Linked DNA regions of Homo sapiens: region 1 is linked to region 2. Evidence: chromatin loops called from intact Hi-C (ENCODE). Cell type or tissue: Caco-2. All regions are shown on one strand. Each heading gives the region's core, and the rest is flanking DNA. Links, peaks and the distances in the headings are about the cores only. Region 1 has its middle 55 kb from the start of DKK1. Region 2 has its middle 18 kb from the start of LNCAROD.

Region 1 (5,385 bases), core at 251-5,250, 120 kb before region 2:
CACAGCCAGGAGTCAAACCTAACTAACCCTGTGGGACATCAAAGCTCATGTTTTTTTCTTTGTACCACTATGGCTGGAGCTCTACCATATACATTTATGAGATTAAAACACTGAATTGGCCAGGTGCAGTGTCTCACGCCTCTAATCCCAACACTTTGGGAGGCTGAGGTGGGCAGATCATCTGAGGTCAGGAGTTCAAGACCAGCCTGGCCAACATGGCAAAACTCCATCTCTACTAAAAATACAAAAATCAGCCGGGTATGGTGGCAAGTGCCTGTAATCCCAGCTACTGCGGAGGCTGAGGCAGGAGACTGTCTTGAACTGGGGAGGCAGAGATTGCAGTGAGCCGAGATCATGGCATTGCACTCCAGCCTGGGTGACAAGAGTGAAACTCTGTCTCAAAAAAAAAAAAAAAAAAAAGAAAGAAAGAAAGAAAGAAAGAAAAGAAAAAGAGGAAAACTATTATAAACACATTTTTTTTCTGAAGGAGTTCTGTACTTCTGTACCTGTAATCCATATTTCTTCCCCTCGGAGTAAGAATCTTGTCTGGAGGTGAAATCAGTGCTGATATTGCTACTTCAAATAAAACTACTTTTTGTTTTTCTGCCAGAGAAATTGTAGAGAGTACAGAAAAATATAGATAGAACAAGGGAGAAATCAATCCAATTGATTCCTGATATTGGTGAAAAATTTAGTCCTTGGTTTTGGAAATCACATGACCTAAATTTTACTAATTAAGGAATATATGTCACATATAATTTAGTTTTTTAGTCCAAAAGAGAACTATAACAACAGCTGATATTTACTAAGTGTTTCCTGAGACAATATTTCAATTATCTACAGTCTTTACCACAGTTCAGCAGGATAGGTGTTACCACTCCTGATTTACAAAAAAGAAAACAGAGGTTCTGAGAATAAATTTTCCAAAAGTGGTAGAACCAAAACCCCAGCACAAGTGTATATGACTTCAGAACCTAGCTTATAGGATTGTGAAGAAAAAAAATAGTAAAAAAGTGGGCTTTTTGTTTCCTTTCTGTTTTTTTTTCTAATCAAGTTCTTCAGATTAATTCAATGGATATGTGTGGGTGTGTTTGTGTGTGTGTGTGTGTGTGTCCTTTGGAAAACATGTACATTTAAATGGCCGACCAACTTGTGGGGTTTTATACCAAGATGTCAGTAAAAGCTCACTAAAATTATAGAGAATGTGAAAATCCAATTTAGGAGACAGTAATATAGAAATGTGTTACAATTTAGGCTTGACCAGAACAACAGCAAATGTTTATGTTCTCAAAGTATTCCCTACCCCTTAGAAGCTTGTCCTCAGCTCTGAATGTGTGTTTATTCTTCACAGATCTTGGTTTTATGCTAGTAGTATTTTGAGGTTTTTGTTTTGTTTTGTTTTTGAGACAGAGTTTTGCTTTTGTTGCCCAGGCTGGAGTGTAATGGCATGATCTCAGCTCACTGAAACCTCTGCCTCCCAAGTTCCAACGATTCTCTGTCCTCAGTCTCCCAAGTAGCAGCTGGGATTACAGGTCCCCACCACCGTGCCCAGCTAATTTTTTTTGTAATTTTAGTAGAGACTAGGTATCACCATGTTGGCCAGGCTGGTCTCGAACTCCTGACCTCAGGTGATCCGTCTTCCTCAGCCTCCCAAAGTGCTGGGATTACAGGTGTGAGCCACCGCGCCTGGCCGTATTTTGAGATTTTATATATTGTTTTGTTTTCTATTTTTTCTTTTTATAGATGAGGTCTCAGTCTGTCACCCAGACTGGAGTGCAGTGGTGCCATCAGAGCACCCAGCAGCCTCAAGTTCCTGGGTTCAAGCGATCCTTCTGCCTCAGCCTCCCAAGTAGCTAGGATTACAGGCATGCACCACTGCACTTGGCTGAGTTTTTGTATTTTGATCTGCACTGTTTTCATTAACTGAGCCAAATTTTGTTTAGAATGACCCCCTAAAGAGAAAGTATACCCTTCAAATATTAGTGGGTTTTGTTACTCAATTGCAAAGCTGAATTCTCAATGATGAAATTGTAAGCCCTACTCATTTCTAATGATACCTTTTCTTTAAACAGCACCTGGCACATGCCAGGCTCTCAGTAAGTGCTGAAAAAATGAGTGAAGCCAATTCAACTAGACTGGGAAGTGTGCAGAGGGCAAGTGGATAAAAAGTTCGAATCAACAAATGGGTGAGGGTTTGGCCAGCAGGAGGGGCAATGGTGATGGGAGAAGAAATGAAGGTGACCTAGAAAGACTGCATGTCAGGGAAAGAACTGTGACCTGAGCATTTCTTTCCACATGGATGCTAAGCCCCAAACCCCTGACTCAACAGATGTGATTTAACTTGAAGGCCAAAATGATGATTGTGATCTCCTTTGTAATGACAGCAAATAGAACAAAGAAGAGGCAATGTCCAAGGCACGCTAAGGAAAAGCATTTCCCAAATGCACCTGGGAAATAGCAGGAAAATAAAAACAGTCTTGCTTACTTTCAAACTCTGAAGAAGCCACTGCACTGCTTTTGTCTAAATTTATTGACTGGAGCAAAGTGATTCCATCTAGGAATAAGGCATTGTTAAGAAATTAGCTGATCCTAGTAAGACTAGTGTATCCCCATAATAGAAAAAAAAATCAATGACATAATCCTATTTTTTGCAGCATTTCTTTACCTGTGTTATGTTGGAAGGAGCTGGGAAGCTATGTCAGATGCCATATCTGTGAAGATCCATAGGATCCTGCATGTCTAAAATTTATTGATTTTGGACAAGCCTGAGTTATTCATCTGTGTTTTTAGTCTTTCTCAATTTCTATCTACCTTATAATTATATTGCTAAAATTTTGGTAATTCTTTTGTTCTGTCTTCTTTTACTTCTACCTATAATAGGTTTAAATAGCAGCAGAGTTATTCTGTTTTAGCATTGGTTCTCATAAGTTTAAATTGTAGTGTCTGTTAATTAGCCCCCATCCCCCACATTAGTTTATCTTTTTATTGTGTGTTAGTTTTTCCTTTTTATCCTGTAAAACAAAACAGAAAAATATAGCTAAAATTGATACTGTTTGCCTTGGTTGATATCCTGAACAAAACACTTTTCAGAAGCACATCCCTCCTATCTTTTTGCTTCAATATCTTTTCAGTTTTACTATTGAACACTAGATCAGTGACACAGAGACTTCCTTGTATTAAATTCTCTAGCCACAAATACAAGGCCTGGAAATGTAAATTGAAATATATATATATTTTTTAAGACACAGTTTCACTTTGCCTCCTAGGCTGGAGTGCAGCGGTGTGATCTCCACTCACTGCAACATCCACCTCCCTGGTTAAAGTGATTCTCATGCCTCAACCTCCCGAGTAGCTAGGATTACAGGTGCATGCCACCATGCCCAGCTAATTTTTCTATTTTTAGTAAACATGGGTTTCACCATGTTGGCCAGGCTGGTCTTGAACTCCTGAACTCAAGTGATCTGCCCACTCCTGTCTCCCAAGGTGCTGGGATTACAGGCATGAGCTGCTGTGCCTGGCTGCACTGAGTTATTATTAAGCCAGCAACTCTTTCATAGAGCAAAGGTGGTTATAAAGCACTAATAACATTGAGTACATATTTTTTTTTCTTCCTCCCTCCCCAAGGAATAGATTATTCCAAATTCTCTAGTTTTAAACTATAGATCTATCTTTGACCACTCTTATTCTCAGGTGTAAGGACAGGGTCCAGTTTCAGTTTTCTGCATACGGCTAGCCAGTTTTCCCAACACCATTTATTAAATAGGGAATCCTTTCCCCATTGCTTGTTTATGTTAGGTTTCTCAAAGATCAGATGGTTGTAGGTGTGTGGTGTTATTTCTGAGGCTTCTGTTCTGTTCCATTGGTCTATATATCTGTTTTGGTACCAGTACCATGCTGTTTTGGTTACTGCGGCCTTGTAGTATAGTTTGAAGTCAGGTAGCATGTTGCCTCCAGCTTTGTTCTTTTTTCTTAGGATTGTCTTGCTATACAGGCTCTTTTTTTGGTTCCATATGAAATTTAAAGTAGTTTTTTTCTAATTCTTTGAAGAAAGTCAATGATAACTTGATGGGAGTAGCATTGAATCTATAAATTACTTTGAGGAATATGGCCATTTTCACAATATTGATTCTTCCTATCCATGAGCATGGAATGTTTTTCCATTTGTTTGTGTCATCTCTTATTTCCTTGAGCAGTGGTTTGTAGTTCTCCTTGAAGAGGTCCTTCACATCCCTTGTAAGTTGGATTCCTAAGTATTTTATTCTTTTTGTAGCAATTGTGAATGGGAGTTTGCTAATGATTTGGCTCTCTGTTTGTCTATTATTGGTGTATAGAAATGCTTGTGATTTTTGCACATTGATTTTGTATCCTGAGACTTTGCTGAAGTTGCTTATCAGTTTAAGGAGATTTTGGGCTGAGACAATAGGGTTTTCTAAATATACAATCATGTCTTCTGCAAACAGAGACAATTTGACTTCCTCTCTTCCTATCTGAATACCCTTTATTTCTTTCTCTAGCCTGATTGTCCTGGCCAGAACTTCCAATACTATGTTGAACAGGCATGGTGAGAGAGGGCATCCTTGTCTTGTGCCAGTTTTCAAAGTGAATGCTTCCAATTTTTGCCCATTCAGTATGATATTGGCTGTGGGTTTGTCATAAATAGCTCTTATTATTTAGAGACATGATCTGTCAATACTTAGTTTATAGAGTTTTTAGCATGAAAGGGTGTTGAATTTTATTGAAAGCCTTTTCTGCATCTATTGAGATAATCATGTGGTTTTTGTCATTGGTTCTATTTATGTGATGGATTATGTTTATTGATTTGCATATGTTGAACCAGACTTGCATCCCAGGGATGAAGCCGACTTGATCGTGGTGGATAAGCTTTTTGATGTGCTGCTGAATTCAGTTTTCCAGTATTGTATTGAGGATTTTGCATTGATGTTCATCAGGGATGTTGGCCTGAAATTTTCCTTTTTTGTTGTGTCTCTGCCAGGTTTTGGTATCAGAATGATGCTGGCCTCATAAAATGAGTTAAGGAGGAATCCCTCTTTTTCTATTGTTGGAATAGTTTCAGAAGGAATGGTACCAGCTCCTCTTTGTACCTCTGGTAGAATTCAGCTGTGAATCCATCTGGTCTTGGGCTTTTTTTTTTGGTTAGTAGGATATTAATTACTGCCTCAGTTTCAGAACTTGTTATTGGTCTATTCAGGGATTCAACTTCTTCCTGGTTTAGTCTTGGGAGGGTGTATGTGTCCAGGAATTTACCCATTTCTTCTAGATTTTCTAATTTATTTGCATAGAGATGTTTATGTATTCTCTGATGGTAGTTTGTATTTCTGAGTGATCAGTGGTGATCTCCCTTTTATCATTTTTTATTATGTCTAT
Region 2 (5,385 bases), core at 308-5,307:
TGGGATTACAGGAGTAAGCCACCATGCCTGGCCACATATAGCAATTTTAAACCTCTTTATCAGCTATAGCACTTGTTTAAAATAAGGGAGTGGTATAGATTTATACATAAAAGCTAAACCTGAGATATGTCTAGATACTGTGTAGATGTATGGTAAAATATGCTGGTTATTTTGTTTAGAGATTATTTTAGAGCCAACAAGCAGAAAGACAAATACAAAATGGTAGGTGGCCCAGCTAAAACAGTGGCTAATTATGGAGATTTAATGGTTGGAAAATGTATATTCTTGTCTGTACAAAGTTAAAATGTATGTGGATCATCATATATATAGCTTTCTTGAACAACATTTTTCAAACTGTGACTCCTGGTTAGGATTTTATAATAGATATGAGGGATAAAGAATTGACTCAGGTCCTGGGACTTCAGGTGGCTTGTAATCTAATCAAGAATGGAGATATGATTGATGTGAGCTAAGAACTAAGTGTTTTGGGGGAATCATATCATATTTTAAGAGAGACATTGACCAGGAGAAAAATATGTATTATTTGGGGGCATTCTAACCAGATAGTGAACAGTGTGAGAAGAAACCAACTCTGTTTAACCCAGAGAAAAATGAGGACTTAGAATGACTGGAGATATGTAAGATGCTGTCTCACCAGGCAGCACTATCTGGGAAATTATTATGCTGAATATTTTTAGAATGACAGAATTACATGGGTATGTTTCTATCATGTGCCTTTCACTCCAAACCACAGCTGATTGAGTAATGAATCAGCAGCTGAAATCTCATCAGGTTAGAAATCAAATATGCTCCCCAGATTTAAGTGCTACTAACTCATTTCCAATTGCTCTGGTCAAGTTTGCTGTTTCATGTGTCTTGGGTTGGCTTCGCTGATAAGCAGACCTAGGAGCTGGTATGCCTCAGATGTACCCTATGTTCCTGTATAGCACTTTAGCTTTAGTATTCCCTACTTTCTTCCTGTTATTAGTCCAGTATATGGGACAGGGATTCTGCTTGCTTCCATTTATTCAGGATTAACTGCCTTTTCAATTAGTTGTCTTTAAACTTGAATGTACATCAGTAAAATCTGGAGGGCTTGTTAAATCTGGAGGGCTTGTTAAATCTGGAGGGCTGGTTACTGGGCCCTACCTTCAGAGCTGCTGATTCAATAGGTCTGGAGTAAGGTTGGGAAATTTGCAGTTCCCAGTTGAAGCTGATGCTGCTGGTCTAGGGAATCACACTTTTAGAAGAACCACTGTGATTTGCCTAGACTGTCTTTGTTAATTCTCAGAGGATCCCTGTGAAATAGGAATAATTATCTCCCCATTTCACAGAAGAGAAAATAGATGTTAAAGAAAATTTATTCCAAAATACATAGGTTAGATGGGGTAGAACAGAAGGTAATCAGACTCCAGAGCCAATGGTCCTAACAGAGCATCCAGCTTACCTGGTAGCTTTGCTTGTGTTCTAGCTACTCCTCTAGAACGAGGCGGTGTCTGGAAACAACTGGCAGCCAGCATCCTTGGATCTTGCTTTGCTCTTGTTAACCTGTCTTTTCAACTTGTATCATAAATCCTCGTTTTAAAATGCCGGTACCTGAGCCATAGTTGATTCTGCTGTCATGTTGGAACTCTTGCTTAGGACTTCTTTGCTGCTGTCACCAAAGCTGCTAAGTAGCCTGGTTACTTTCCTTTGTCACCCATGGTTTTGTTGTTGTTGTTGTTGTTTTCTGGCCCTATAATTTTTCCTATTGGCTGGTTATTTGTTGAGACCTCAAGCTATCCTGAGTCAAAGTCACGCATGGCATAATGATCTGTGTCACCTTCTGTGTTTTTTCTTTGAAAAATGACATAAACTCCTTTATACCCTTTAACCCATCACAGGTGCATTTGATGCTCAGGAAGCAGGGAAAAAGAAAGAGTGAGTTTTAAAAATATGAGTGTTTCTTTAGCTTTACCCAGAGGGGAGGGTGCTTGGCTGACTGATGGCACTATCTCTGTCTATAAAATCTTACTACCACAGAATAACCCAACATATTATCATGCCTAGGTTGATACCACTGTCACTGAAGATTATTTACTAACCACTGTTAGGTTTGTAGATACATCAAATGATCTGAATTTAGATCTTAAATTCTTTTGCCCAGCTTCCAGCATATTTGTTACTCCTAAATTGTGAATAAATGAATGACTGTCTACTTTGGGGAAAATTTAATTCCCCAACATAATTAATGTGGCATAGTTAGTCATTTCTTCAGAGTAAATTAATACATTGACACCCTAATTTATAAATTATAATTTTATGATTTTGTTGGCATAAATCGGTTTCCTGGAGCCTGATTTAAGTTATTATAAATCTGCTGTGTCGAGATTCAGACTCTGCTGCTGGTAATAACCCCTTTCAACAATCTACAGCTCCATTAGAAAAACATCTAACTCTGTAGAGTAGTGAGCCTCAACTCTGGTTATACATGAGAATTTCATGAGAAGTTTTTTAAAAATATGGATGCCTGGGCCTCCTTCCAAGAAATTCTCACCCTGTTTGACTGGAATGGGGCCCGGACATTGATAAAGCTCCCCAGGCAATTGTAATGTGCAACTAGGATTGAGATCATTTTTGCTTTGTCTGAAAATGGTAGTTATGCTTAGTGTTGGGGCTGGTCAAATTTTGAAGAGAGAAGATATAAGCAACTTTATATTTGCTTTTTTCTTTCTAAAACAGATGGCTTGATAAATGCTTATTTTTCATGATAAAGAAACCCAATAGTTTTATGAACAATTTTTTTTTTTCTCAGTTTTTAAAATTCTAACCCTAGGGCCCTGAAAAACAGACAAGAAATTGTGACTCTCTTTCTCCACCTGGTGGCAGATAGTGTTATAATCTACAGAAAATAGAATAATAGGGAGAAATTATTGTAAATCTCAAAAACCCAACAAAGTAGCAGTGTTGGTCACAGGACTGACTACTGATTTCAGGTGCCTTCTCTGGCAGAGGTTAACAAATTTCTACAAGCCAGCCAGAGTACTGATCCATCAATTTCTGATATTCTTCCAAGACCCTAAGTTTTATGCTACTTTTGAATTTAAAGCTATCAACGGAGTACAACAAGAAATGCTCTTTTCTTCCCCACAGTACTTTCCTTTCTGCATGAAGGATTGCTGATTTGGCTAATGTCAGGTGGCAGTGATCTGCGGGGAAGAGGGATACAGAATGGTTAAGAATAACTGGCTGGCAGTAGTGGCTCACTCCTGTAATCCCAGCACTTTGGGAGGCCAAGGTGGGAGGATCACCTGAGGTCAGGAGTTCAAGACCAGCCTGGCCAACATGGTGAAACCCTGTCTCTATTAAAAGTACAAAAATTAGCCGGGCATGGTGGCGGGCACCTGTAATCCCAGCTACTCGAGAAGCTGAGGCAGGAGAATCACTTGAATCCGGGAGGCGGAGGTTGCAGTGAACCAAGATCACGCCACTGCACTCCAGCCTGGGCAATAATAGCAAAATTCTGTCTCCAAAAAAAAAAAAAAAAAAAAGAATAACTATCCTTTTCAGTTACTAAAAAGAACAATAAACATATTATAAAACATGCATTACCTGTGGTTAATTTCAAAATTACCAGTCTCCAATTATCAGTTACCCATTACCAGTAACCAACGTAAACTGTAATGATTCCTTTATAGAGTTTATTGCTTAAACTGTAATATGAGAGGGGAGACAATATCAGAAAGGCAGAAATGGCTATCTTTGAATGCTTAAATATTCAATTAACCACTGTATGACTTTAATTGAAGAATTTAAACTTTCTGAATCTCAGTTTCCCTGTGTGTAAAGTGGGGAGAATACTCATGTGAATTACATAGGCCAATTCCTATCCCATGGTAAATAGCCAGTAAATTAATTACTACAAATTCAAGCTATGGCAGTTGCCCATATTTGAAATGTGAGTACAACAAGAAACATAGGCTTCTAAAATTTTTATATTTTACTTTGATGTATTATATATTGATTACCTAAGAGCATGGGCCCCGAAGGTAAATTTCTATGTGCAAACCTTGGTTATTCTGCTAATTAGCCATGCGATCTTGATCATTTAAATTCTTTGTACTTCAATTTTTTTTCATCTATAAAATGGAGATACTAATTATGCTTACCTCTTTGTGTAATTACGAGCATTAAATGTGCTATTATATGTAAAATTGCTTAGAACAGGACCTAACACACAGAACATTTTTAGTAAATGTTAGTTATTATAATTGCCTTTGTTATTGTTGTTCTATGCATTGTGTTGTATTCTTTACCAAGTAGTGATAGGTTCCAAGACAGTAACATTGTTTGAAATTGTTACATAGCTTAGTAATGTAGTGAAAAGGAAACATGCTGAAAATATTGTTATATCTGAGTGTGTAAACAAAAAGAAGCCAAATTTTAAACTGCATTCTAATATAACTTTTATTCTGACAGATAGTTTAGAACTTTAGATAGTCTTTCAATAGTTTACTGTCCCTGTCTTTAGGTACAATACATGGATCTTAAACTAAAATCAGTTTTGGAATCTGTATCTGACACCTTTTTGTTTTCCCTCTCCTCCTGCTCCCTCCTTGCTTCCAATTACCTGCCGATAAATGGTTTTAAGCATAGTGGCAGGGTAAGACTGATAGCATTCTGGATGAAACAGGGATGTGTAGGCCATGAGAAACCATAACCTTATCTCACTAGTCTCTTTCTCCTTCACAAGGTTGACATTTAATCCATACTGGCTAAGAATTGAGGAAATCACTTTATATTGAATTTCTTATTGGATATCTAAATTTTTATCAAGATCAATGGCAGTAGTTGCAATTTGTTGTTGATATACTCACATTTCTTTGCCTTATGAGATCTATTTCAAATATATGTCCTTTAAATTTGTATATTTACCTAATTGAAACAAAGCATGCATATAATTATATGTCTACAGATTCCAATTTTATAATGTGGACAGAGTGAGTAAGGGCAGCAATTTTATGTGAAATTGTTTGTACATTTTGTAATAATCTCCGCATGTTCTAAAACACAGAAAAAACATAACCAAAGAAACAGTAACTGAAGAGGAAATGCATTTGTTTAATGCATTCTATTATCTTTGATTAAAACATTCCTTCCTTATGATGTGGGTAATTAAGTATTTATTCAAAAAAATAAAGATAAAACATCACTTCCAGTTTCCAGAATGAGCTCATTTTTTTTTTTCTAGTGAGATTTTTTATGAATCATCCCAGCAGTTTGCCACGTTTAGGAGCTGGAGGATTCACTTGCCATTCCACAGAGTTCTTCTTCTTTTTTTTTTTTTTTAGACAAGGTCTTGCCCTGTAGCCCAGGGTAGATTGAAGAGGGGCGATTTTAGCTCCC

Evidence for each region. A loop is a pair of places that touch in the nucleus more often than their neighbours do. Peaks named below come from ENCODE experiments on the same cell type or tissue, not always from the same donor. Only the 100,000 strongest peaks of a DNase experiment are listed, where the experiment ranks them.
Region 1: a loop joins it to region 2, with 4 times the contacts of the local background. A loop is called at or near these places in 3 of 110 quality-filtered maps.

Annotation. Positions count from the first base shown.
Region 1 is chr10:52,366,721-52,372,105 of GRCh38, forward strand. No RefSeq gene overlaps it. Among named protein-coding and RNA genes, the nearest start is that of DKK1, 55 kb to the left of the region's middle. In Caco-2, for the core only: a CTCF peak has its summit at 2,198 (motif pointing right); no DNase peak of the experiment used is centred there.
Region 2 is chr10:52,486,231-52,491,615 of GRCh38, forward strand. No RefSeq gene overlaps it. Among named protein-coding and RNA genes, the nearest start is that of LNCAROD, 18 kb to the left of the region's middle. In Caco-2, for the core only: CTCF peaks have their summits at 2,872 (motif pointing left) and 3,071; no DNase peak of the experiment used is centred there.